2 separate regions of the Homo sapiens genome follow, and region 1 is linked to region 2. A link is an interaction called in ENCODE POLR2A ChIA-PET data of the cell type or tissue named here. Cell type or tissue: OCI-LY7. All regions are shown on one strand. Links, peaks and the distances in the headings refer to the core of each region. The heading gives the core; the rest is flanking DNA.

Region 1 (12,692 bases), core at 6,158-11,157, 450 kb after region 2:
AAAAGCCACAACTCTGTGTACTATTTAAACTGAATATCCAATTATAAATTGGTACATTGAAGTGTCTAAATAAGATGTTTTTAGCAATCTTGTTAAAAAAATTCTTGGGCAAAATATATCTTAATTTTTAAAAACACCCCAAGATTTTTAAAAAACACTTGTACTATACAACTTATAGTAACCTTGAAATTGGTTTACAAGGTTTTAATCAAGGTATTTACATACCAAGTAATGTAAAGCAAAAAAAAAAAAAAAAAAAAACAAAAACAAAAAACTAATTCCCAATGACATTTTAGAACATACTAATGCATCAAAGATTGTATGAAATTAAAATTAAGGCTTTTTCTGCACAATTTGTGTAATTTTAATTTTACATAGTAGCCAACCTTGGAAATGTCAGTCTTAACATTCTGATCAATCCACTGCATTCAATGCAGCGGAGTGTGTTAAGTGTTACTTCAAATAATTACATTGCTGCTACTTCTATGTTGAAGCATGCTTTTTAAACACTGTAGTTATTGAATATTTACAATATGTATCATTTAAACTTCATGTAAAAGCACAAGTATGACTGTCTGACTTCAATACAAACACCATACTTGGATTTCCCCCCAAAATGAAATGTAAAATACTACAATTTTAATAATCGACACTTTTGGAAGTTTTAAAAATATGTCTTAACGTGGACCACCAACATTTGCTCAAGTAACTCAAACAATGCTGTTCCTTTTTTAGGGTGCAAAACTTCAGTCTGGCTTCAGTTTCTTTAGGCATAGAGAAAGAAAATATTTCCTCCAAAGCGACTCCAAAATCACGCATTTCTTCTGAATATCACACTTTTTCTCTGCTGACTTCAAATGTGGTCCACCTCAGGGAAGGGGAGGGGAGTATCAGGATTCAGGATGAACTTATATGTGATTCCCAGGTTTTCACGATCCTCCCTTTTTTGCTCTTTTAAAAACACAGTGAGTTAAAATACTGAACAGCAAGATAAAAATGGAATAGTATCTAAGAATCAAAATGTATTAGCCATTTTTCCTATTATATCAAAATTTGTAGTCAGAATTGTCTTTATTGACTTTATTTTAGTTTTTGTACATAAAGAAAAATCATGTTCATATCCATCATGAACAAAAACTTAAAAAGGCAGAACTAGAAGACACGTGTCCTTCACCAAAGCAAATCTGTGCTAAAGGTTCCAAACATTTCAATTTTTAAAATAAATATTTTCATTTTCCGATGTCTACTTTCATGTCTTCAGAGTGTCACAGGAAATCGAAGCCTATCATGAATTACAATTTTTTTTTAGAGTCCCGGCTCACTGTGTTTGGTAACTTGCCATACCATATCCGGCTTGGTTAGGAGGAGGTATTACAGGGGGAGGAGCTTGTCCTTGGGGAGGCTGAGCACCAAATCCACCCATCCAAGCAGCAGAAGGTGATTGACTTGGAAGAAAAAGAAAAAATCTTCAGCAAACACAAGAAAAAAAAAATCACATATGTATTTACACAAAAATCAAGCAGAGCCTAATCACAGAATAGAAAACCAGAAATCAACACACCTACAACAAATAGAAAGATCAAAGAAATAAATGATATATGTGTAGAATACATATTCCAGTATTAGTCTTTGATATTTTTAAGATAACCACAACTTAACACACTGATGTCTGAGGAGTATCTGCAAACTAATTTTTTAAAAATTGTGAATGATTCAACACATCATCTATTACATAAGAAATTTTAAAAACAAGTTCATGTTGGAAACAGTCTCAAAGGAAGAAATCTGAAAATAAAGCTATGGGCTGGCCCTGGGCAGGGGAATTACAAAGGAGGAAACCACTCTATCAACAAAAGAAAAAAAAAAAAAAAAAAGGCCAGTTACTTTGTATCACACAAACCTCAGATTTCTCACACATACCACATAGGCATAAAACCATCAAACTTTTGAATATATCTGGACAAAGATCTTTTACATGCAAAAATAAATAAAAGTGTATCAGAAATGTAAATCAAATTCTACCAACTGCTTACAGGGATCATAGGACACACTAAATGTTACCCCAATCCCCCCTTTCCACCTAGGTAATGAGAAGTAATTTCTTAGCCTCATAAATCATATTTTGTTAGATTAGTTTCTATAATGCTCATAATGCCAAATAGCTCAATGTATATAATTAAAATAGATTCTCCCTAGGAAAACACACTTTTATTTATTTTGTCAGAACCATACGTTTCTATACTGGAAAAACCCAAACAACTTACTCTACTCCAAATCCTTGTTGATTCCATGGTTGCCCGTATACTCCATAAGGCGGTACTTGCCACCCATTTGCCATATACTGTCCATACTGTTGTGGGTTTCCATACACTTGGCTCCATTGGCCCCATTGACTATAGTCAACCTAGGAAAAAGCAAAGTATTGTTTTAGGGAACACATAAGAAACACCGTATATGAAGAAAGAGTGGGAGACAAGGAAGAGAAAAACTAAGTAAGCACCCTTATGTGAATAGGACTCTGTTATTTATCATTGTCTAAGTTTATTGGGGTGGTGACACCTGTGAAAAGAAAGTATTAAGATTCAGTTAATACCGCAAATAATCAATTTTGAAATACAATCAACTGAAAGTAGCTATATGCTTTATTTTATTGTTCATTTTACAGAGTTTCCAAAGCTTTTATGTGACATGTAAGATGGAAACCTTAAAGAATGCTATGAAAAATCGAATTACCTGTTGGAAGTTTTTAGTCATATCAGGAGATTCTTTACCCCAATAGCATTTAACCACATGTCCTTCAATCGTAGTACCGTTCACCGAAACAATGGCATGGGCTGCACTTTCATGGGTTGAAAATCTAAGAAAGAAAAATGATATGGTTTTGTCTTTTATTTTTTAAGAACCTAACACAATAAATAACATGGAAACTCATCAGTTTACACCTGCAAGTTGGTATTTTTTTTCTAAAGTACATTAGGTAGGTAGCTTAAACTTCTATACTGCAAAGAAGCACTAAAATAACAAACACTGATACCCTGGAGAACATAAGTGAAAGGAATGAATCAAATATAAGAGTAATAATGATATTTCAAGTAGAGTGTTACCTGACAAATGAATAGCCCTTTTCTGGGAAAACTCTTATTTCCATAATTTGTCCAAATGGTGAGAATGTCTGTCTCATAAGCTGATCTATAAAACAAAACATACAAATAAAACATGGCTGATGTGTATCATGAAATTCATATGAACAGTGATGAAGCTCCTCAGAGGTGATTAGAAAACCAAACATTGTACCTGTTAACCCAGACGCAATTCCTCCACAGTACACAGTACAATTTTTTGGACTTGACTGGTTTACTACATCTTCAAATCTCAACTGCTTAGTGTTGTCTGTATGCAGAAACAAAACAAAAACGTTGACTGTTATATTGTACTATGAAACTCTTCTGTTAATTACTATATACTATTAAGATATGCCTCAGGCCGGGCACCCAGCACTTTGGGAGGCTGAGGTGGGCAGATCACCTGAGGTCAGGAGTTCGAGACCAGCCTGGCCAACATGACGAAATCCTGTCTCTACTAAAAATACAAAAATTAAGGCAGGGCACGGTGGCTCACGCCTGTAATCCCAGCACTTTGGGAGGCTGAGGCAGGTGGATCACGAGGTCACGAGTTCGAGACCAGCCTGACCAACACGGTGAAACCCTGTCTCTACTAAAAATACAAAAATTGGCTGGGTGTGGTGGCACACGCCTGTAATTCCAGCCACTCAGGAGGCTGAGGCAGGAGAATCGCTTGAACCTGCGAGGCGGAGGTTGCAGTGAACTGAGATCGCACCACTGTACTCCAGCCTGGGTGACAGAGCGAGACTCCACCTCAAAAAAAAAAAAAAAAAAAAAAAAAAGATATGCCTCAATGGGAGGAGAAAACATAATTTTTCTTGATGCTATGATTTGACACAGACTTGATCTATAAAATCAGGTGATTCACAGCTCCAAAAATACTTATACCACAGCCCAATTATTTTCAGATAATGAAATATAAAATGAAATAATTAGAGTCTTGCAACACTAATTAAATACTACGTCAGCCTGGACAACGTAACCAGACCCTGTCTCTATAAAAAAATTACAAATTAGCTGGGCATGGTGGCATGTCCCTGTAGTCTCAGTTACTCAGGAGGCTGAGGTGAAAGGATCACTTATACCCAGGAGTTTCAGGCTACAGTGAGCTAAGATCATGCCACCGCACTCCAGCCTGGGCAACAGAGCAAGACCCTGTCTCTTACATAAATAAATTAGAAATTGAGACTAGATGAATACATGATACATGATTTTGTGAAGAATATAATTTTAACACACACAGTGGACATATCTTACTTTCTTGTGTACTTTTAGGTGCAGGTGGTTTACGAGTGGCCCAATTGGTTCGGATTTGACGACCACCCAACCACTGACCGCCCATATGCACAATCGCATTTTCTGCATCCTATGGATAAAAAAGAAAGCACAATCACAAAGAAAAGAGTGATAAATAAGACTCTGTAAGATGAAATAAAATATCGGCGCTGCTGGTTCCATACAAATCAGTAGATGAATTTACTAAATATCCTAAACAAAACGAAACTGAACTATTACCAATTAGAAAACGATTTGAACTTGAGATTCAATCTAAGCAAAAACAGAATACTCTGGCCCTTTATCTTACCACTTCAATAAAATGTAGATGACCTGTAATCCCAGCACTTTGGGAGGCCAAGGCAGGAGGATCACTTGAGATCAGAAGTTTGAGACTAGCCTGGCGAACCCAAGTGAAACCATGTCTCTACCAAAAATATAAAAATGAGCTGGGTGTGGTGGCACATGCTTGTAATCCCAGCTACTCAGGAGGCTGAGGCAGCGCGATCGCTTGAACCCGGGAGGTGGAGGTTGCAGTGGGCTGAGATGGCACCACTGGACTCCAGCCTGGGCAACAGAGCGAGACTCTATCTCAAAAAAACAAAACAAAACAAAACAAAACATTGATTTAAGTTATTGAAACTGCTTTAAAATCAAAGCCCACTTTATTATTTAATGTTACAGTTAATGCAAATGCTTACTTTGGTACCCCTTTTACAAAGAATATATGCAAAAATCAAGATGAATTGCTTAAATTTTTATTTACATAATTTGTTGTAGTCATTCACATCCCAGTTATATAAGAGTATGAATAATAATTTAAAAGGTAGAGTTAAAACTGAGATTTTCATGGTTAAAACTGAATATAATTTACCTAACCTCTAAATTCTCAGATTAGCTCATCTGTCCTAGACTTGGGCTTTACTTCTAAATCCATCTGACCTTTACCAATGTACAAACACAATTTTAATAATCTTCCTTATAGTATAATCATTCTTTTTCTAGCTATTTATTTTCGAGTTTATGAAAGAGGAATGAAATTATACTCTATTATTAAAACATACATAACATTACATAAAAGTTGTGTTTGTAGTTAACATTCAAGTATATTCAAGTTTCAGATTCAATACATTAAGTAACTAATGACTAAATTTAGTATTAAAAAATATAAATTGAGATGGAAGAACGTACCAGTTTGTTATAAAAAGATACAAAACCATAGCCTTTGGATTTTCCAGTTGCCATGTCTTTAACTACCCGGGCATCCCTGTGAAAAGAAGCACAGCTAAATGAGGGAAGTAAGAGCCACCCTCAAAATAAAAACTAAAAGGAACCACACACACTGTATTGTGAGCATTTTTAAAATAAAATTCCAGTTAGCCCTAATTAACTACAACCATTCCTGAACTCTCCCTAATGCTTCTTTACCTGTTAGAAAAAAGCAGTAGGACAAAAACATGTAATAAACATGCAACCTAATCAAATAGCCTGTGCTTTCTAAACTAAATGCTCAAATTTGAAGATTAATAGGAACAACAGTTTCCCTTTCTAATATTCTATTTACTAGTGTCCTCTAAGGTTTACTGATTCTATAAATTACTGTAACAATACTAACTACTTTACCATGCAATCTCTAAATAGTTAAATGTCTTCTGCCTAGTGATACAAAATATATGAAATATTAAAAAATTGAAAAAGAGGAAAAAATAGGAATTAAAAAGGCATACATGGCCTGTTAACAGATTTCTTTATTTTTCTTGGTCAATTCTCTACCATCATTTTGGAGTTTGGGCAGCTGTAAATTTTGAAAAATTGACATTTTCAGAAATTTAAGAAAGGAGAATAAAAAACTAACAACAATGCTAAGCACACCAGTACGAAAACAACAAATTTACACAGAAATTTTAGTGAGTAAGTTAAATGATTGGAAATATAGAACTCCACTGAATATAGAATGTTAAAATGTAAATACTAAAATATGTATATATAAATAATGTATAATAAGAATAAATAGAAATGAGAAAAAAAATCTACAACTGAGTTCCAGTGTGCACAGTTCCTTGCAGTTAGCCTTCAAGATCCTGTCCATTCTTATGAGCAATTCTGCAAAATAACCAGAATGCTATTACTTTTAATTGTGACTTGGACTTAAGAAAAACTGCAGGTCTCAGGTATAAATAAAGATTGAAAAACAGCAACCTGTATTATTTTTATATTGATTTTTAAAATAGTACTACTTACCACATTTAGATTAAAAAGCAAAGCAAATATCAAAACAGAAAGTTAAGAATTACATCTTTTAAAGAAATTAAATCTATAGAACAACAAATTGTATAGAGAAAATATTGTTGTTCTTAGTTGAAACACTTTCCTGTAAAGTAGTACTAAGATGTTTAATTTAAATCTACAGGAAATATACAAAATAAACTGATTTTAATCAGAAAGATAAATTATGATAAACATTTTCTACAATTCATAACCATTTTTAGTTTTCCAATATATTTTTTACCAAGTAACAACAGTAAAATCTGAGCATAAATTTGTTAAAAATCAAACCACATTTGCCTCTTAACTAGTAGAATCAAATATCACTAACAAAAACATCTAATTAATCCCACATTTATGACTCATACATTGAAACATTTTAATAGTATAATAGTACTTTTCACTTATAGCTAAAATATCAAAAACACATTTATCATAATAAAACATGAACATTTCCAATTTAATCACAATATATCCAAGGATTTACCTACTCTCCCCCATTTATAAATTCCTCCTATAAAAGTTATTGAACTCTTACACAGTATAGATCACATTTACTTTTGATTAACTCATTATCCTAAACCATCAAATTTTGAAAACATATGACAAAAAGCTAGACTTTATAAGTTTTACCATTCAAACATCTGCTTCAAAGATAACAAACAGAATCACTTAAATTTTTTTTAACATATTATACACAGGATTAGATGAAAACGAGACCCCAAGACACTGAAATGACATTAACATTTTCAACAACATCCACTACTCAAAACAAACCAAAATAAATAAATGAAAAATAAGAAACAAAACAAAACCATACTAACTAGAGAAAGAAAATCTTAATTCAATTACAAGTTAATCATATACAATTCTGCCTATCATGACTGAGTGTAGTACTGATTATGATACTTACGATATTTTACCAAAGGGGGCAAATGCTGATTTGATATCTTCTGTTGTAATTTCTGGACTCAAATCCCCAACAAACACATGGAAGTGATCTGAAATCAGAGCATTTGGTAATCAAATACTTAAGAAGTCAGCCACTAAAACCTTTTTAAGGCAACTCTAGAGGAGGAAAAAAAAACCTATTTAAGCTGGTAATGCCTCCTGGATAATTTCAGAACTCTTCCACAGTAAAATGCAGCAGGAGTACTTACTGGAAGTATCTTTTTTCTGGCTACTTGGTGTGGTTGCCCAGTTTACTTTGACCTCCTAAAAATAAAGATTATATTTAATAAAATTATTAGGCATGTCATGAGTTACAACACTTACCACTTATTAAATCATTTATCAAGCAGGGTTATTTTTGTAAAAGCACTAAGCTGAATAAAGCAAAACCATCACTCAGCAGCCGAATATCTGCTCAAAAATTTGCCTAGAAAGAATACAAACTAGTTTGACATGCAAATATATGTACTCATAAGGTGCCATCATCCTATTATCTTACCTTTCCCAAAATTTTTCTCCCATTCATAGCAGCTAATGCAGCAGCTGCATCTCTGTGTTCATAAAATTCCACAAAGCAATATGGGTCATTGCTTGTATGCTGCAAAACAGAAAATCCAACAGAAGAGTTGACCCTTCTGCTATCGGGTTGCTGAGAAGAAAATCCAGGAAAAAACATTACTGATAGCTGGGAATATACAAGGTGAGACTGCATAAGCTTATGAAAGCCTAACACTTTTTAAATAAGATTTAAAGCTAAACCTGACTTTGCACCTCAGAATACTGCTGAACTCAAACGGAACTATAAAAGCAGTTGTAGAATCATGAGCATCAGTATTAAATGAAAATAAAGAATTCTGGTGAAGTGTGTTAAATATAAAATAGAAGATTATATTAAACCAAACAAAACCTCAAACTCAGATCTGATGAGGACCACTCCTTACCACTACTTTCCTTCTCCAATATTATTTTTAAATTACGTTCTACTTATGCATCATAATCCTCTATAAGTGGTATCCCAGGATACAGAAATACAGCAAGAACCAACTTCATAAACTACTGATCAAAATTAGGATCAATACTACAAATGATGGAATTCTATGCTGCTACAAAGACTGAATTTTATTGATTTCTTTTCTGGATATGGAAAGAATGAAAATAAAAACAAGAAAACTTAAGCTTTATAACCAGCTACTGAAATGAATTCCCTACCTTCCAAAATAGTCTAATGTACTGAAGATTCTATATACTTTGAATTTGGTCTTCCAAAGATCAGAGAAATAACAGTGGTGATCAAGAAAAGAGGTTCTGAAAATGTATCTGAATAAAATATTCCAAGACAAAGCTATAAGTTTACATCATAAGAACACCATATAAAAAATCTATATTAAATATATTCTGCAACCCTGTGCTTGACAGTAGTTACCTAAAACACATTTATAAAGATGTGAAGAAAGTAGTACTACCTAAGCTATAGCAACATTCTCACCTGACAACCAAACTAGAAATGAATTTCTATGAAACTGCAACCTGTACTGAATAGCTGCACAACTGTACAAATACATATTTTTATGTAAGGCTAAAAACATTCATCATTATTCAATGTAAAATGCCCTATAAGAATAATATTTAAAATGTGGAATTCTAGTTGGACTTACAAGGGATAAATATACCAGATAAAATAAAGATCTTTTCAACCACAACAGTTTTTCATTCCAGGAAAGTTTTAGAAGAAAAATCCAAAATAAGACGTCTAAACAATAGTGGCAAAGGAACCAGAAGGCATTTCCTTGAGGGAAAAAAAGTGGGATCGTTAATACTGACAACAAAACTATGGGCTCTCATACAAAATCCTACTGTTGTAGCCACGTGAATGCTGTTCTTAAGAGGTAAAGAAAGGAAATGGGGGAAGACTTCAAATGAAAACACACATTTAAATTCTTGTAAAAGAGTTATTACATTTACCATAAATATTCATTGAAGAAAGGACATCAAAATAAATAAGAGGCTAAAATTGTGCTAGTTGAGTTTTCCTTTCACTCCTATCTCTTTTGCCCCAATGGTCTCTAAGGAAAACACTGATAATCACAGCAAAACATACAGGGGTCCAACAGCAGATCTATGATAATCCCATACACTTTAGGAAACTAGTCTACTCGTGAATACCAATTTCAAATCTATCTAATAGTAGGCCAGCTCCCAATCAATGTATGCACGTGCATGTATATATACACATATATTCACTGACATCACATATTTTATATATTCACATCACACTGCATATCATCTAATTTAAGACACCACTTATTTCTAAGTCACATCCCAACTGTCAGATATTAAAATTCTAAAAAAATTTGACTTAGAATCAATAATATATATTTGTATTATATAAGGAAAGCTAGAATCTATGATAACAACATCTAAAGTAAAAAAAAAATCATAAAACTATGGGGGAAAAAGGATTTTTCACATACTGAAATGAAATTTATGAAAGAAAAATAAATAGCTGCTAGATACTCTGCTAGAGTTTATACCCTCTGGAAGCTTCTTATTTACACCACCAAGTGACATCCTAAAAATCAATTATGGGCTGGGTGCAGTGGCTCACACCTGTAATCCCAGCACTTTGGAAGGCTGAGGCAGCTGGATCACTTGAGGTCAGGAGTTCGAGACCAGCCTGACCAACATGGTGAGACCCCCATCTCTACCAAAAATACAAAAAATTAGCTGGGTGTGGTGGCGGGCGCCTGTAATCCCAGCTACTCAGGAGGCTGAGGCAGGAGAATCGTTTGAACCTGGGAGGCAGAGGTTGCAGTGAGCCAAGATCGTGCCACTGCACTCCAGCCCGGGCAACAGAGCCAGACTCTGTCTCAAAAAAAAGTGCTCACGCCTGTAACCCAAGCACTTTGGGAGGGCGAGGTGGGCGGTTCACGAGGTCAGAAGATCAAGACCATCCTGGCTAATATGGTGAAACCTTGTCTCTATTAAAAATACAAAAAATAAAAAAATAAAAAATATTAGCTGGGCATGATGGCACGCACCTGTAGTCCCAGCTACTTGGGAGGCTGAGGCAGGAGAATCACTTGAACCCAGGAGGCCAAGGCTGCAGTGAGCCGAGATCATGCCATTGCACTCCAGCCTGGGCAAAAGAGCAAGATTCCATCTCAAAAAAAAAAAAAAAAAAAAAAAATCAATTATGGCTGGGTGCAGTGTCTCATGCCTATAATCTCAGCACTTTAGGAGGATGAGGCAGAGGCAGGAGGATCACTTGAGCCTAGGAGTTTAGGACCAGCCAGAAGTTCGGGACCATTGGTAACATGGTGAAACCAATCTCTACAAACACATTTAAAAATGAACTAGGTGTGGCGGTGCTGTCCCAGCTACTTGGGAGACTGAGGTGGGAGGATCACTTGAACCCAGGAGGTGGAGGCTGCAGTGAGCCATGATGGCGCCACTGCACTCCAGCCTGGAGGACAGAGTCAGACCCTGTCTCTTAAAAAAAAAAAAAAAAAATCCGTTATGTCCCTACCTTATTTAGCGTTGTCACCAATTTTTGTTGGATGACATAAATGTCAAGACAGAGAAATATGAGACTTTACAAGCTCAAATCTAGGAGTTCTAGAATATGGATGTTATGAAAATTCATTTCGAGTCCCTCTACCCTTCAAATAGCTGTATGTATACATGGGGTTTTAAAAAATAGTTAAAATAAATCTTTACAAATGTTTCTCAAAAATTTTCTAGTGAGTCTTTCCCCACTTTCTCACAACCCGTTCTCTCCTAAACCTACTTCTGTCAGCTTCCAAGCTAACCATGCCACTGAAACTGCATGTTGAGCTCAACAATGACCTCTCTGCTGCTTCTGTGATTCCTTTTCCATCCTAATCTTTACTTCCAAGCAGAATTCACTACAGTTGACCACCATCCTCCTTTAAACATTCTCTTCTGTCTCCTACCACACTCTGGTTTTCCTGTTTCCTCACTGTAGGATCTTTCTTCCCTTACTCAAACTCTAAATGTTGAGCTTGTCCAGGGCTCAGACCTCACGGCCTCTGTGCTCTTCTTTACCATCATTCTCTCTCTGTGAACTCATCTAGTCCCATGGCTTCATGGATTCAAATACCACTGCAAGCTTCAGCACCGGTCTCTCTAGAGTTGCAAACTACTTTATCCAACTGCCTAATCTAACGTCCACTTTGATGTCTAATTCATGTCTTAAATCTAACATCCAAAACACAATTTCTGATTCCCACCACTCCCCATGGTGACATCCATCAGGTCACCCCCACTTTAGCAAATAAATAGCATTACCAACTATACAACTGCATTAACATGAATCTTAGGGTATTTCCTGATTTCTTCCTTTCCCTATGTCCCACAGCCAACCCAGTCCTATCAATTCTACCTCCAAAATATATTCCAAATCTATCAACCTCTGTCCTTATCTTGACTTCGGCTAGCACTTTCGAGAATAAGCCTCCATCATCTCTTACCTAGACTAGTGAAGTAAATCCAGATGGTTTTTCTCCTTCTGCTCTTGCCCGCTACAATCTATTCTCCATAAAACAGTCATTCTCTACATAGAGTAGTAAGCTTAAATATGCAAATCTTGGCACCTCATCCCCCTGCTTAAGCCCCTCCACTGGTCTGCCACAGCAATCAGAGTAAAACCTAAACTATGTCATGGACCATAATGTCCTGTGATTCTGAATCCTGCTGTTAGACTCATTTCCCTTAACTCCCCTCCATCCCTCACCAGACTCTAGCCATCGGTCTTTGATTCCACAAACACAAGTTCATTACCAACTCAAGACTTGTATTTGCTGTTTCCTCTGCCTCCAGCTCTTACCATAGATAGCACCATCTTGTTATTCATCTCAGCTCAAAGAGGTGACATCTCTCATCACCTAGCCTATATAGCACCAACCCTCCAATCATCACAGAACTCTGTTTTATTCTCTTCATGGCTTACATCCCTATTTGCTTGGGAAACTCATTTGGCTGTCTCTCCATTATATCTCCAGTACCTTGTATAGTGCCTAGTGCAAAGGAAATTTTTGATCGATGAAAGCACAAATAAAT
Region 2 (16,756 bases), core at 7,922-12,921:
AGATGGGGTTTCTGGGGTCTCACTATGTTGGCCAGGCTGGTCTCGATGTCCTAGGCTCAAGTGATTCTCCTGCCTCCGTTGAGATGATTACAGACATGAACCACCACACCCAGCCATTAGGTCCTTTTTTTTTTTTTTTTTTTTTTGGAGGCAGAATCTCTCGCTTTGTCACCAGGCTGGAGTGGTACAGTGGCGCGATCTTGGCTCACTGCAACATCCACCTCCCGTGTTCAAGTAATTCTCCTGCCTCAGCCTCCCGAGTAGCTGAGACTACAGGTGCGCACCACCACGCCCAGCTAATTTTTGTATTTTTAGTAGAGATGGGGTTTCACCATGTTGGCCAAGATGGTCTCGATCTCTTGACCTCGTAATCTGCCCGTCTCGGCCTCCTGAAGTGCTGGGATTACAGGCATGAGCCACTGTGCCCGGCCAGGTCCTTCTTTAAAAGCAAGAGGACTTAGCATTCGTGTTGGGTTTACTGTATGTCAGGCATTTTGTAAGATACCTTAAATTATTAAATTTACTCATAACAAGAACCCTGCAAGGAAGTATTTTTACCCTGTTTTATGAATGAGAAAATTAAGGTTGGCAGAGTATAGGTATAAGGTAATGAAAAGAACAAAGGCTTCATAGTCAGAAAGACCTGAGTTAAAATCTTGGGAGGGCAACTTATTAGCTCTGTGAACACATAAAAGATAATGTTGGCCGGGCATGGTGGCTCACACCTGTAATCCCAGCACTTTGGGAGGCTGAGGTTAGCAGATTGCCTGAGACCAGAAGTTCAGGACCAGACTGGGCAACACAGCAAAACCCCATCTCTATAAAAAAATACAAAAATTAGCCAGGCATGGTGGCATGCACCCGTAGCCTGAGCTACACAGGAGGCTGAGGTGGGAGAATCGCTTGAGCCCAGGAGGTGGAGGCTGCAGTGAGCCATGATCACGTCACTGCACCCCAGCCTGGACGACGGAGTGAGGCCCTGTCACAGAAACAAAACAAAAGGTATTGATTGTTTCTGAGCCTGTGTTCCTTTATCTGTAAAATGAAGATCGTAATATCTACTTACAAGTTTGTTAAGACTGGAAATAATTTATGTAAGATGCTTAACATGTACCTAGCCTGTAAGACACACTTTAGAAGTTATTATTGTTATGATCATGATTGCATCAGATTTTAAGTGAGAGAGACAGAACTTTCACCCTGCCCTCTCTGGGTCCAAAAGCCCATATTTTCTATCCCATCACCTTTTCCCCCTCTACGTATGCTCCTTAAACTGGAGCGGTCACAGCTTCTGAGATATTTAGCAGGGCACCAGGGGTTCATGAAGCCACAGATAAATTTGATACATCTTGTTGCAGTCATTATTCTACCATAAGTTTTTTTCAGAGAAATCTATGTCTTAGGGAAACAAACACACTTGGTTTGCGAGTTTTACTAAAATTTTAAATATAAATGGGAGACTTCCAGAAAATTTCTTGCTTGCAGAGGTGACTTTGAATTTTACCCTTAGACTCCCTTTCCATGGCAGTCTCCAGAGTGGGATTTTTCAGAGGAAAACCTTAGAAGCGTCACTCTTTGCTACCACAGGGATCTTTTGAAACTTCACCTTGAGCTTTCTGTAGCTGATCTGATCCCCAAAAGCAGAGTTTAAAACATTGCAGAGAGGCTGGGTGCAGTGGCTCACGCCTGTAATCCCAGCACTTTGGGAGGCCAAGGCAGGTGGGTCACCTGAGGTCAGGAGTTCAAGATCAGCCTGGCCAACATGGTGAACCCCCATCTCTACTAAAAATACAAACATTAACCGGGCCGTGGTGGCAGGCACCTGTAGTCCCAGCTACTTGGGAGACTGAGGCAGGAGAATTACTTGAACCCCAGAGGTGGAGGTTGCAGTGAGCCAAAATCGCGCCATTGCACTCCAGCCTGGGTGACGAGTGAAACTCCATCTCAAAAAAATAAATAGTAAAACATTGCATTGCTTTAATTTGAAGCCCAGAGGTTAGCACATTTGGGGCTTGGTCTCACCTCTGTCCCTGATTAGCTGTAGACTCTACCCTCTTCATTTCCTTCTCAGGAAGAGGAGAAGGGGGCAGGCTGAGTCTTTAAGGTGTGGACCAGCAACAACTTGAGTTCTTGCCTTGATTCCCCAGGACTCTGCCTGCCCTGGTGTGGCACCGACAGGACTGGACCATCCTTCACTCTTACGTGCACCTCAACGCCGATGAGCTGGAAGCCCTGCAGATGTGCACAGGTAGACAAGAGGATCCCAGGGGAGGAACTGTTTCACTTTTTTTTTTTTTTTTTTCCTGAGACGGATTTTCACTCTTGTTGCCCAGGATGGAGTGCAATGGCACGATCTTAGCTCACCGCAACGTCCGCCTTCAATTCTCCTGCCTTAGCCTCCCAAGTAGCTGGGATTACAGGCATGTGCCACCACGCCTGGCTAATTTTATTCCACTTTAAAGAGGGTTTTTTGTTTTTATTTTGTGCATTCCCAAGTGGGATACTGATCCTTTATTATTTCTTTGGCACATGCAATCAATTTTTTGCCCTTAAATTTTTTTTTTTTTTTTAGTTTAAAAAAAAATTGTGGCCGGGAGCGGTAGCTCACACCTGTAATTCCAGCACTTTGGGAGGCCAAGGTGGGCAGATCACCTGAGGTCGGGAGTTCAAGACCAGCCTGACCAACATGGAGAAACCCCGTCTCTACTAAAAATACAAAAAATTAGCTGGGTATGGTGGCACATGCCTGTAATCCCAGCTACTTGGGAGGCTGAGGCAGGAGAAACACTTGAACCTGGGAGGCGGAGGTTGCGGTGAGCCAAGATCACACCACTACACTCCAGCCTGGGCAGCAAGAGCAAAACTCCGTCTCAAAAAAAAAAAAAAATTGTGGTAAAATGCATATAGGATTTACCTTTTTTTGGCCGGGCGCGGTGCCTCATGCCTATAATCCTAGCACTTTAGGAGGCTGAGGCAAGTGGATTGCCTGAGCTCAGGAGTTTGAGACCACCCTGGCCAACATGGGGAAACCGTATCTCTACTAAAATACCAAAAAAAAAAAAAAAAAAAATTAGCCGGGTGTGGTGGTGGGTGCCTGTAGTCCCAGCTACTCGGGAGGCTGAGGCACAAGAATCACTTGAACCCAGCAGGTGGAGGTCGCAGTGAGCTGAGACTGAGCCACTGCACTCCAGCCAGGGCGACAGAGCGAGACTCTGTCTCCAGAAAAAAAGATTTACCTTTTTTTTTGAGACCAGGTCTTCCTGTGTTACTCAGGCTGGTCTTGAACTCCCGAACTCAAGCGATCTGCCCATCTTGGCCTCCCACACTGTTGGGATTACAGGTGTCAGCTGCTACGCACAGCTACATTTACCTTTTTAACCATTGGTAAACATACAGTTCAGTGGCATTAAGTACATTCACGTTGTTGTTCAGCCATCATCAAAATGCAGCCTGTTTTTGGCTGGGCACAGTGGCTCACACCTGTAATCCCAGCACTTTGGGAGGCCGAGGTGGGGTGATCGCCTGAGCCCAGGAGTTCCAGACCAGCCTGGGCAACATAGGAGACCTGTCTTTTAAAATTTTTAAATTATAAAATAAAATTTAAAAAATGCAACCTATATTTAACTATTTAACCTGTAAAGTTTTTTTTTGTTTTTGTTTTTTTCTTGGGACGGAGTTTTGTTCTTGTTGTCCAGGCTGGAGTGCAATAGTGTGATCTCAGCTCACTGCAACCTCTGCCTCCTAGGTTCAAGCAATTCTCCTGCCTTAGCCTCCCTAGTAGCTGCGATTACAGGCACCTGCCACCATGCCCAGCTAATTTTTGTATTTTTAGTAGAGACAGGGTTTCTCCACGTTGGCCAGGCTGGTCTCAAATTCCTTACCTTAGGTGATCCACCCACCTCAGGCTCCCAAAGTGCCTGGATTGCAGGCATGAGCCATTGTGCCTGGCCGAACTTGTAAAGTTCTAGTCTTAAAAGTTTATCAGTGACTTTTTTTTTTCATCTTAACTTTTTAATTGTTATGGGTATATAATAGGTATATGTATTTATGGGGTACATATGATGTTTTGATACAGGCCTACAATGTATAATGATTACATCAGGGTAATTGCAGTATCCATCACCTCAAGCATTTATGATTTCTTTGTGTTAAGAACATTGTGATTCCACTTCTAGTTTTCTTTTTTTTTTTTTTTTTTTTTTTTGAGTTGGAGTCTCACTCTGTTGCCCAGGCTGGAGTGCAGTGGCACGATCTCAGCATACTACGGCCTCCACCTCCCAGGTTCAAGCGATTCTCCTGCCTCAGCTGCCTGAGTAGCTGGGATTACAGGTGTGCACCACCATGCCCAGCTAATTTTTTTGTATTTTTGGTAGAGAGTAGAGATGGGGTTTTACCATGTTGGCCAGGCTGGTCTCAAACTTCTGACCTCAGGTGATCCACCCGCCTCAGCTTCCCAAAGTGTTGGGATTACAGGTGTGAGCCACTGTGCCCAGCCAACTTCTAGTTATTTTTAAATATACAATAAACTATCATTCACTGTAGTCACCCTATTGTGCTATCAAATACTAGGTCTTATTCATTCTAACTATATTTTTGTATCCACTAACCATCCCAAATTTTCCCCCTCTCCCCACTACCCTTCCTAACCTCTGGTACCCACCATTCTACTCTCTATCTCCCTGAGTTCCATTGTTTTAATTTTTAGCTCCCCCAGATTAGTGAGAACATGCAAAATTTGTCTTTCTGTCCGTGGCTTCTTTTACTTAACATGATGCCTCCAGTTCCATCCATGTTGTTGCAAATGACAGGATTTCATTCCTTTTTATAGCTGCATAATATTCCACTGTGTATATGCACCACATTTTCTTTTCCATTCATCTGTTGATGGACACTCAGTTTGATTCCAAATCTTGGTGGTTGTGAACCGTGCTGCAGTGAACATGGGAATGGTGGTATCTCTTTGATACACTGATTTCCTTTTTTGGGGGTAAATACCCAGCAGTGGGATTGCTGGATCATATGGTAGTTCTATTTTTAGTTTTTCGAGGAATTTCCATACTGTTCTCCATAGTGACTGTACTAATTTACATTCCTACCAACAGTGTACGAGAGTTCTTTTTCTCTACATTCTTGCCATCGTTTGTTATTGCCTGTCTTTTTTGAGACAGAGTCTCCCTCTGTTGTCCAGGCCAGAGTGCAGTGGCATGCTCTCAGCTCACTGCAACCTCCACTTCCCTGGTTCAAGCAGTTCTCTTATCTCAGCCTCCTGAGTAGCTGGAACTGCAGGCACCCACCACCATGCCTGGCTAATTTTTGTATTTTTAGTAGAGACAGGGTTTCACCATATTGGTCAGGCTGGTCTCGAACTCCTGACCTCAGATGATCCACCTGCCTTGACCTCCCAAAGTTCTGGGATTACAGGCGTGAGCCACTGCGCCCAGCCGTCTGTATTTTTTTTTAGAGACAAAGTCTTGCTTTATTGCCTGGGCTTGTCTTGAATTCCTGGGCTCTGGGATTATAGGCATGAGCCACTGTGCCTGGCCATTTTCTTATGAAAATTTTTCTTTCTCTTTTTCTTTTCTTTTTTTTTTTTTTGAGACAGGGTCTTGCTCTGTCGCCCAGGCTGGAGTGCAGTGGCTCAGTCTCGGCTCATTGCAACCTCCACTTCCTGGGCTTAAGCCATCCTTCTACCCCAGCCTCCCAAGTAGCTGGGACTACAGGCACGTGCCACCATGCCTGGCTAATTTTTGTATTTTTTTTTTTGGTAGAGATAAGGTTTCACCATGTTGCCCTGGCTGGTCTCGAACTCTTGAGCTCAACAGTCCTCCCGCCTTGGCCTCCCAAAGTGCTGAGATTATAGGTGTGAGCTACTGTGCCTGGCCTAAACATTTTTAATGTTTTTTATTTCCCAGTGAAGTTATTAATTTATCTGGAATAATTTTTTGTGTAGTGTGTGAGTTTGGGATCTGACTGAACTTTTTTACCCTATGGATAACCACTTGGACCAGGACATTTATTGAATAATCTCTTTCTTTTTTCAGTAATGAGTAATATTACTTGTCATCTGTCACATTTTCTCATTCATGGGTGGGCCTGGGTCTGGCTCTCAGTAGTAGGTTTTGTTTTTGTTGTTTTTTAAATTATTTTGTTTTATCTTATTTTATTTTATTTTTTTGAGACAGAGTCTCGCTCTGTTGCCCAGGCTGGAGTGCAGTGGCGTGATCTTGGCTCACTGCAACTTCCATCTCCCAGGTTCAAGCAATTCTTGTGCCTCAGCCTCCCGAGTAACAGGGACTACAGGCATGTGCCACCATGCCCAGCTAATTTTTTTTTTTATTTTATTTTTAGTAGAGATGGGGTTTCGCCATGTTGCCCAGGCAGGCCTCGAACTCCTGAGCTCAAGCAATCCACCCGCCTCAGCCTCCCAAAGGGCTAGGATTACAGGCATGAGCCACTGCGCCTGGCCACCAGCTAATTTTTGTATTTTTAGTAGAGACAGGGTTTCATCATGTTGGCCAGGACAGTCTCAAACTCCTGGCCTCAAGTGATCCTCCCACCTCGGCTTTCCAAAGTGCTGGGATTACAGGCAGGAGCCACTGCCCCCACCTGTTATTTTTTAACTGTCCTTGCTTGGTAAAGTAAAACTCTAGGAATGATAAATTGGTCCTGTATTAGTGTGTTCTTGCACTGCTATAAAGAAATAACTGAAGGCCGGGTGGGATGGCTCATGCCTGTAATCCCAGCACTTTGGGAGGCTAAGGTGGGTGGATCACCTGAGGTCATGAGTTCAAGACCAGCCTGACCAATATGGTGAAACCCTGTCTTTACTAAACATACAAAACTTAGCCAGGTGTGGTGGCATATGCCTGTAGTCCCAGCTACTCAGAAGGCTGAGACAGGAAAATTGCTTGAACCCAGGAGGTGAAGGTTGCAGTAAGCCAAGATCGTGCCACTGCCCTCCAGCCTGGGCAACAGAGCAAGACTCTGTCTCAAAAACAAACAAAAAGGCCAGGCACAGTGGCTCACGCCTGTAATCCCAGCGCTTTGGAAGGCTGAGGCAGGCGGATCACGAGGTCAGGAGTTCGACACCAGTCTAGCCAATATGGTGAAACCCCGTCTCTACTCAAAATACAAAAATTAGCCAGGCGTGGTGGCGCACACCTGTAGTCCCAGCTACTCAGGAGGCTGGGGCAGGAGAATCTCTTGAACCTGGGAGGTGGAGGTTGCGGTGAGCCGAGATCATGCTACTGCACTCTGGCCTGGGTGACAGAGCGAGACTGTCTCAAAAAAAAAAAACAAAAAAACTGAGACTATAATTTATAAAGAAAAGAAGTTGAATTGGCTCACAGTTCTGCAGGCTGTACAGCAAGAATAGTGGCTTCTGCTTCTGTGGAGGCCTCAGGAAACTTACAATCATGGCAGAGGGTGAAGGGGAAGCAGGCACGTCTTACATGGCTGGAGCAGGAGAAAGGTGGGGGAAGGTGCCGTCCACTTTTAAACAACCAGATTTTGTGAGAACTCAATCACGAGAACCACACTAAGAGGATGGTGCTAAACCGCTCATAAGAAATCACCCCCATGATCCAGTCACCTCCGACCCGGCCCCACCTCCAACATTGAGGATTACAGTTCGACATGAGATTTGGGTGGGAACACAGATCCAAACCATATCAGTCTCTCCTCAAATAATTTTTTTTTTTGGTAATTGTATTGCTCTGTGAAATCAAAAAAATCTGGGAATCATTGTTCTAACACCAATCCCAGAGATCTGCTAATTCCTGAGTTGCCCTGAACCCTTAAAGATGATGCCATTTCCACTCTGAGAACCCAGGCATTTGCCATTGATTTCCTGAAGGCAAAGACCTGAAGGGGGAACATCAGTCAAGAGAGTCCTTGCTACCTTCTGCCACAGCTGTCATTCTTGACCCCAAGAGCAATGATTGGAAAGTAAATGCCCTACTTCAGTCTTGTCCTTGACACTGATGGATAATTTTGGAATATCTGGCGTTGTGTGAATATCTTCAGGCAACTGATAGTAATGTAGTCTTACTAACTGCCACAGGGTACAGCTAATGTTCCCGAATGAATAAAGCAGTGAAAGAGAGCAGTCGATGAGCTTTTAGACCCAATTCTTTTGATGGGTTCACCATATTTCTTCCTACTCCAGTAAGGTTGCTCATGTTTGTGATGCAGGTTACGTCGCTGGATTTGTAGACTTGGAGGTGAGCAACAGACCAGACCTCTATGATGTGTTTGTGAATCTGGCAGAGAGTGAGATTACCATTGCTCCCCTTGCAAAAGGTTTGTTCTCTGTTCTGTTCTTGATACAAGATATAAGCCAAACAGTTGTACATTTTTAGGCTGATTCTCTAAAACCAGTATGTGAGGGCTGGCTTACCAACTCTGCTGAAGATGGATATTTCCGTGTCTAGAACACAACATTTATTCCTATAAACATAGACATATTAGCAGAACATCCCGGGTGCTTATGCAGCAGAGTGTATATTAAGAAGTTAAATAGTCTGTTCATCTTGTTTCACTACTTTTGTGTTTAAACAAGGTGTATTATCTACTGCCACATAACAAATCACTTCAGAACTTAGCGGTTTATTTTCTTAATTTTGAAATGTTTCTGAGTCATACAGAACTCAGTGGTTTAAAACAACACATATTCCTTTTTCTTTTCTTCTTCTTTTTTTTTTTGGCAGAGTCTTGCTCTATTTCCCAGGCTGGAGTGCAGTGGCCTGATTTTGGCTCACTGCAGCCTATGCCTCCCGGGTTCAGGTGATTGTCATGTCTCAGCCTCCCGAGTAGTTGGGTTTACAGGCATGCACCACCATGCTCAGCTAATTTTTTTTTTTTTGAGATGGAGTCTTATGCCCAGGCTGGAGTGCAATGGCACGATCTTGGCTCACTGCAACCTCCGCCTCCCAGGTTCAAGTGATTCTCCTGCCTCAGCTTCCCGAGTAGCTGGGATTACAGGCACCCGCCACCGCACCCAGCTAATTTTGTATTTTTAGTTAGTGATGGGGTTTCACCATGTTGGTCAGCTGGTCTTGAACTCCTGACTTCATGATCTGCCTGTCTTGGCCTCTCAAAGTGCTGGGATTACTTACATATGTGAGCCACTGCGCCTGGCCTAATTTTTGTATTTTTACTTGAGACAGGGTTTCACCATGTCGGCCAGGCTGGTCTCGAATTCCTAGCCTCAAGTGATCCACTGGCCTCAGCCTCTCAAAGTGCTGGGGTTACAGGCGTGAGCCATCATGTTCTAAAACAACACATATTTATCTCACAGTTTTGGCGGATCAGGAATGACTTATGTAGAGGTAGTTTGGCTCAGGAAGTTTCAGTCACGATATCCCAGAGCCACAGTCATCTGAAGGCTCCACTGGGGCTGGAACATCCGCTTTCAATGTGCATGGCTGTTGGCAGGAGGCCTCAGTTCCTTCTGCCATGGGCCTCTCCATAGGGTTGCTTGAGTGTTCTTACAATATGACAGCTGGCTCCCCAGGAGTGAGTGACCCGAGAGAGAAAAGGAAGTCACAGTGCGTTTTATAATCTTGCCTTGATAGTCACCATTACTTCCTCCATATGCTATTTGTTAGAAGCAAATCACTAAGTTTAGTCAACACTTGAGAGAGGAATGTCTCCACCTCTTGAAGAAAGGAGTATCAAAAAATATGTAGGCGTTTATCACTACACAGGGTTAAATGTGACTCCAGTATGGAAAATCTTTTTGAAGCATGTCTTAGTAAGCATAAGGGAATGAAGCTGTTCTTAGAGCTAATGATCAGGAAAGGGTGTACTAGTGTTAGAGTGGCATTCTTAGACATTCTAAATTGTTCCAAATTAGGCCGGCCATGGTGGCTCACGCCTGTAATCCCAGCACTTTGGGAGGCCAAGGCGGGTGGATCACGAGGTCAGGAGATCGGGACCAGCCTGGCTAACACGGTGAAACCCCGTCTCTACCAAAAATACAAAAAATTAGCCGGGCGTGGTGGCAGGCGCCTCTAGTCCCAGCTACTCGGGAGGCTGAGGCAGGAGAATCAGTTGAACCCGGGAGGCAGAGCTTGCAGTGAGCCGAGATCGCGCCACTGCACTCCAGCCTGGGTGACAAAGCAAGACTCTGTCTCAAATAAATAAATAAATAAATAAATTGTCCCAAATTACAGCTACATAAAGTAGAAAAGATTGGCTTAAATGCGTGTTGAGCACTACTCAGGTAGTGGTTTTAGATGGGATTACTGATTAACAGCTTTGTTTTGTCACTTATCTTTCTCCTAAAAGTGGGGGCAGCTGAATGCTGACTCATTGGGAATTGTTAGATTCGATTATGTGAGGTTTTATTGAAAAATTCAAATTAATAGAACCATAACTGGCTTTCCTTTAATTCGTTTTAAAATTGCAAACATAATGCATGCTCATGATGAAAAATTCAAACTATGGGGTCAGATCTTTACGAAATAACTGCCTTTTGCAAAGCGAAAGTGAAAGAAAACTGGCTGTGGCTAGGGCCACTTAAGCAGCTGAAGCATTAGGACCAGAAAGGGTGGCCATCTTCCTGCTGCCCTGTGTTGCTCTGTGTCTATAAAAATGGGCTCATCCTAATCCGCACCAGTTGAATGGAGTCTGTCTCTTGAAGTGACAAACAAGTTTCTGTTAACCTCCTCAGTGCAGACAGTAGCAATGTATGTAACCAGGCTAACTTAGGTGGTTTCCTTTGCTCATTTCTAAGAATCTAAACGAATTGAGCGCCCAGCTGGCTTCTGCAGAACTGACAGGAAGCTCCTCTTTCACAATATTCCCGCCAAAAAGATACATTTCTTAACTGTAAAGAGCTGGACTAGAACGTCAGACTCTTGGCTTATAGTCATGACTTAGTTGTAGTCAGAATTGTTCATTATGCTTTGTCTGGGAAGAAAAATAAAAATTTTGGTCAGGTGGGTGTGAAGGGGAAATCTGGTTTGGTGTGATGTGTTTTTATGTTTGCCCAGAAGTATAAATCACGATTATATTATGCCTTTCCTCCCAGCATGTTGTCATATTTGTGTCTAGTGATAAAATGGACATGTGGGAGGTTATCAGCTGCTTTTTGAAAATTCCCTCAGTGTGGTCTTCCAAGTTTTCAGATAGATGGCATGATTATTTTTTATGTCGATTTCTAAATATTCACCTTCTTGATCTCACCAGAGGCCATGGCAATGGGCAAACTGCACAAAGAAATGGGTCAGCTAATTGTTCAGTCTGCAGAAGATCCAGAGAAATCAGAGAGCCACGTTATACAGGTAACTCCCTCACCTTCTGACTTACTGAAAGTCCTGACCCGGTGTCGCTGGGTGGTGTGCGGCAGAGCTGTGCACATAAGCAGAGTGGGGGGCTGTGGTAGAGGCCAGCGGGCAGGTGCTTAGAGAGGGTTTACAGACGGCCACAGTGATGATGGACAAGCAGGTGCAGGCTGGCCTGATCTAGTTAGTTACTGGGCTCGAGGGCAGGTATACACAGGGGCTGGTGCTGACACCGACCGCTGGCAATGAGAAATGTAACTACCAAGTGGTCTGGAAGGCTTTTCTGGGCCAGCCAGTGCATTCTTTCTTCCTAGGAGAATTTCCCTGGAGGAACAAATTATAAAGGGGAGGTTGTTGCTGAGCATGGGGAACTAGATTGTCAAAATTTTGCTTTGCTTGTCTCCAGGACAACAGAAATCATGCAGTCAGACTCCTGTCCCACTTAGTGACTGTTGCCACATGCCGCAGAGCCAGCTCCTTGCTGGTGTCTACCTGGCATGCTGACCAGCGTCCATGTGGCCCAGTGGGCACCTGCTCTGCCCTTGCCAAACTGGGATGGCAAATGGGTTTTATTTCTTGTGCTTTCCACGTGGTGGCCTGCAGCCCGCCCAGCTCCTTGCATTTGGCCTGTTCCCAGCTCCTTGCTCCTCTCCTGAAGGATACACTTCCAGCGTTGCCTTATCTAGATGCCTGACTCATAACCTGGGGCTGGAGGGCCCAGAAGGACTGTCTCCCATCTGCACCTGTCCTACCTGGGGGTACGGGGGCACCTCTGATATGCAGGCTTTACTCATTCGGCCCAACCTGATGCCTTCTTCATTTATCCATTCATTTACTCAGTGTTTCTTGAGCTCTGTTTGTTAGGCATTGCACTGGCAGTGGGGATGCAGTGGTGAGCAAATCCCTGCCCTCATGGAGTCTGTAATTTAGTGGAGTAGATGCACAGAAAATAATAAATGACAAGATAATTACAGCCCATGTTAGGTGCTGTGACAGAAGGGGTTGAGGTGGAGAATATTGGGGGATGGGTAGGCCAGATCTCTAAGGAGGTGACATGTCAGCGGAAAGATGAGAGGGGCCATTTCTCTGCAGTGCTGGTGGCCTGGCCAGCTGTGAGCAGGAAGAGTGGGCTGATCTTGCCCTGAGGACCTGAACACTGGAGACTCTGGGGCCGCTTCTTTCCTACCATGGGAATCCTCACTGCCCACCTACCCCCAACATTAGAGTAAAGACATATTCTTACAATATCAGCAACATATGTGAATCTGAGTTTTGCATTACTGTGTTGTTCACAGACTAAAAGTGCTACCTAGATGACTTAGTATGACGTATGAGACCTTGGGGAGGGCAAGTGAAAGTGCTGGGAATGCTGTAAGGGTTCAAAAATACATGAATGAATTAATGATGTCAGCAAACAAGGAAGAAGACGTGACTTTTTTTTCCCTTTTTTGAGTTTCACTGTCGCCCAGGGTGGAGTGCAGTGGTGCAATCTTGGCTCACTGCAACCTCCACCACGTGGGTTCAAACGATTCTCCTGCCTCAGCCTCCCACGTAGCAGGCACTGGGATTACAGGGGCCTGCCACCACACCTGACTAATCTTGCATTTTTAGTAGAGATGGGGTTTCACCACGCTGACCAGGCTGATCTTGAACTCCTGACCTCAAGTGCTCCGCCTACCTCAGCCTCCCAGAGTGCTGGGGATTACAGGCATGAGCCACCACGCCTGGCCAGAAGACATGATTTTTTTTTTTTTTTTTGGAGACAGAGTCTCGCTCTGTTGCCTAGGCGGGAGTGCAGTGGCGTGATCTTGGCTCACTGCAACCTCTGCCTCCCAGGTTCAAGCGATTCTCCTGCCTCAGCCTCCCGAGTAGCTGGGACCATAGGCATGCACCACCATGCCTGGCTAATTTTTTTGTATTTTTAGTAGAGGCAGGGTTTCACCATGTTGGTCAGGCTGGTCTTGAACTTCTGACCTCAAATGATCCACCTGCCTCGGCCTCCCAAAGTGCTGAGATTACAGGCGTGAGCCACCATGCCTGGCCAGAAGACATGATTTTAATGAGTGCTTTAGTGAGTCCTCAGCCACCCAAAAGGAATAAAGCCTGCGTGGCAGGTGCCGGGTTACTTATCCCAGGCAGAAGAGGACTTTTGGGAAGAGATTCCTTCAAAAAAACAATAGCAGCATTTCTCAAAAAGTTAAACATCAAGTTACCATATGATTTAGCAATGCTGTTTCTGGGTATATACCCAAAATAATTGAAAGCAGGGACTCGGCCAGGCCCGGTGGCTCATGCATGTAATCCCAGCACTTTGGGAGGCCGAGGCGGGCGGATCACCTGAGGTCAGGAGTTCAAGACCAGCCTGGCCAACATGGTGAAACCCATCTCTACTAAAAATACAAAAATTAGCCGGGTGTGGTGGTGGGCGCCTGTTAATCCCAGCGACTTGGGAAGCCGAGGCAGGAGAATCGCTTCAACCCGGGAGGCGGGGGTTGCAGCGAGCCGAGATTGTGCCATTGCACTCCAGCCTGGGCAACAAGAGCAAAACTGTCTCAAAAAAAAAAAAAAAAAAAAAAAAGAAAAAGAAAAGAAACGATACTGTAAAAATATAGCATTATCATCTTATGGGACTACCATTGTAAATGTGGTCCCTGGTTGACCAAAACGTCATTATGTGGTGCATGACTGTACTCGTATGGAAATATCCATAGCAGTGTTACTCACAGTAGCCAAAACGTGGCAGAAGCAACCCAGTGTCCTTCAGCAGATGAATGGGCAAGCAAAATGTAGTCTTTATATACAGTAGAATATTACTCAGCTTAAAAAGGAATGGAATGTTTTGAATGTGGCTTTTGTTGGGGGGGAGAAAAGGAATAGAATTCTGATACATGCTATAGCATGGATGAACCTTGAAACCATGCTAATGAAATAAGCCAGACACTAAAGGGTAAATGTTGTATGATTCCACTTATATGAGCTATCTAGAGCAGACAAATTCACAGAGTTAGACGGCAGAATAGAGGTTCCCAGGGGCTAAGCGAGGGGAAATGGGGTTATTGTGTAATGGGTAGAGTTTCTGTTTGTGATGGTGAAACGTGCTGGAAATAGTGGTGATGGTTGTGCAACGCTGCAAATGTACTTAATGCCACTGAATTATACACTCAGAAAATGACTAAAATTGTAAAAAAAAAAAAAAAAAAAAAAAAACCAAAACCACACACTATGATTTTTCTAAGTTAATTTTGTTTCATTTTTCCTAATTTTTTCTTTAAAAAGAATTATCAGGCCAGATGCAGTGGCTCAGATCTATAATCCCAGCAGTTTGGGAAGCCAAGGTGGGCAGATTGCTTGAGCCCAGGAGTTTGAGACCAGCCTGGGCAACATGGTGAAACCCCATCTCTACAAAAAGTATTTAAAAATTAGCTGGGTGTGGTGGCGCATGCCTGTAGTCCCAGCTACTCAGGAGGCTGAGGTGGGTAGATCACTTGAGCCTGGGAGGTCGAGGCTGCAGTGAGCCATGATTGAACCACTGCACTGCAACCTGGGTAACAGAGCGAGACCCTGTCTCGAAAACAACAACAAAAAAAGGAGTTATCTTTTTTGTTGTTCGTTTTTGAGACAGGGTTGCCCAGGCTGGAGTGCAGTGGTGCAATCATGGCTCACTGCATTCTCTAACTCCTGACTCAAGACATTCTCCTGCCACGGTCTCCCAAAGTGCTGGGATTACAGGCATGAGCCACCACGCCAAGCTCATTTTTCATAGTTTATAAACAGTCTGGAAAAAATAGGAAGAATTCTAGAGACTAAATATTCAAATTTCGGATACTAACATGTTGCATATATTTTCCTGTTCTATTAAAGGATATTGCTCTAAAAACAAGAGAAATCTTTACCAACCTAGCACCGTTTTCAGAAGTTTCGGCTGATGGAGAAAAGAGAGTCCTTAATTTGGAGGCGCTAAAGCAAAAACGATTTCCACCAGCAACAGAAAACTTCCTTTATCATCTAGCAGCAGCCGAACAAATGCTGAAAATCTGACTGTGTGACAGAACGTATCACTGATGACTGATAGAAAGCCCTCTTTCACTCTGATTACCCACTCACTACATGAAGTCCTGAAAATAACAGAGAAACTGTTATATCTTTTTAATGATTTATTTGCAAGTATTGAGATTTGACCTGAAAAACAATGAAACACATGAACACACTTCCGATTTTCTCCTCGCTGATTAGCTTCCTGCCTGCTGTCAGTGCTGGACGAAGTGCTATAACTACTTTATGTAACATTACAGAACAGCTAGAGGTCCTGGGGTAAGAGAAAAAAAGCACATCACAACAAATGTGAAAGCCTTCATTATTACACGTTCCAGTTTGTCTCGCTGTGTAGGCATAAGCTAATGGTTTATTTTCAGAAAGCTGCCTGAAACGTTGCTTTGTATTCTTCTAGGAAGAACTTTAATTCCTCCTGAGGAACTCTACTTTCTGAGCCAAACTGCTAATTTTCTGCGGAACTGTCTAGAAGATCATTCAAGAGACCCTGCAGTTGCACTTTCTCGTAAAAGTTAAAAAAAAAAAAAAAAAAAAAAGGTTTTTCCCGGCCTTTGAACATTTTGCCTATGAGAGTTTTGCATATATTTTATACTTGAGTAGACAACTTTAATAATCCATATTTATACTATCGCAGAAGTAAGCATTTGGCAAACGTTCAGCCATTAGCACTCATTTAACCCTGTTAGCAATATTCTTTTGAAAAAAGTGCCAGTCCTTATGTGATAAACTAAGAAGCCCATTGAATATAAAAGTGTGTAGGACTGAAACAGTGACCTTATATTATTGCTAAGGGAATATGAGATTAACTTCCTACAGGGGCCAAAACCAGAGAAAGGCTTCCAGCAACTTCGATGAAAGTAGTTTGGCCACATGTCAAGCCAATTGTTTGTACTATTTATGTACCTTTTTCATAACTGGAATTGCCAAATAAGCATGGAGATCTAAATGATGTACTTGTTAGTGTATTCATTCATATTGACTGTAAAGGATTATTTTTCACTCAGTACTGATGTCCTTGGAAATCTTACCTGGAAACATGTTTGCAAAAAACATTATTGGGTCTTTCATCTTTTTCTTGGTATTACATATTTGTTCAATAAAAATTAAACACCCTCCCTTTTTTTTGAGTGAGGGCAGGGAGTACCTGAAATAAGACAATGTTTACTAAGGCAAATAATTGAAAATTAAATCTGCACTTTATGGAAATGAGGAATATTAACATCTTTTTTCTCATTTTTTTGTATTACTATATTAGCTAATGATCAAAGTTGTTAAAATTATAAATTTATGATGCAGAAATAAAATTGATATATTTTGATATTCAACTACTTTTAGGTGGGTGACGAATTGTCCCCTCTTTCTCTAATACTGCTCATTCCAAAGAAAATGGGGAAAAAATACCTTTTTTCAACTGTGAG

The links. ChIA-PET counts read pairs that join two places held together with the same protein. Peaks named below come from ENCODE experiments on the same cell type or tissue, not always from the same donor. Only the 100,000 strongest peaks of a DNase experiment are listed, where the experiment ranks them.
Region 1: POLR2A ChIA-PET joins it to region 2 with 5 read pairs; 4 of 35 experiments call an interaction of 5 or more read pairs at or near these places.

The regions. Positions count from the first base shown.
Region 1 is chr10:119,574,347-119,587,038 of GRCh38, forward strand. TIAL1 (TIA1 cytotoxic granule associated RNA binding protein like 1) reads right to left here. Exons shown (of 12, transcript NM_003252.4): 3 at 8,113-8,211; 4 at 7,823-7,877; 5 at 7,576-7,663; 6 at 5,589-5,664; 7 at 4,380-4,488; 8 at 3,295-3,390; 9 at 3,105-3,189; 10 at 2,734-2,857; 11 at 2,265-2,404; 12 at 1-1,445. The coding sequence ends at 1,319. Among named protein-coding and RNA genes, the nearest start is that of TIAL1, 16 kb to the right of the region's middle. In OCI-LY7, for the core only: no CTCF peak of the experiment used is centred there; no DNase peak of the experiment used is centred there.
Region 2 is chr10:119,121,322-119,138,077 of GRCh38, forward strand. It overlaps DENND10 (DENN domain containing 10), which reads left to right. Exons shown (of 9, transcript NM_207009.4): 6 at 2,148-2,248; 7 at 8,194-8,301; 8 at 11,194-11,288; 9 at 15,150-16,663. The coding sequence ends at 15,326. Among named protein-coding and RNA genes, the nearest start is that of DENND10, 26 kb to the left of the region's middle. In OCI-LY7, for the core only: no CTCF peak of the experiment used is centred there; DNase peaks (open chromatin) are centred at 10,510 and 10,760; H3K4me3 peaks cover 811 bases; H3K27ac peaks cover 1,351 bases.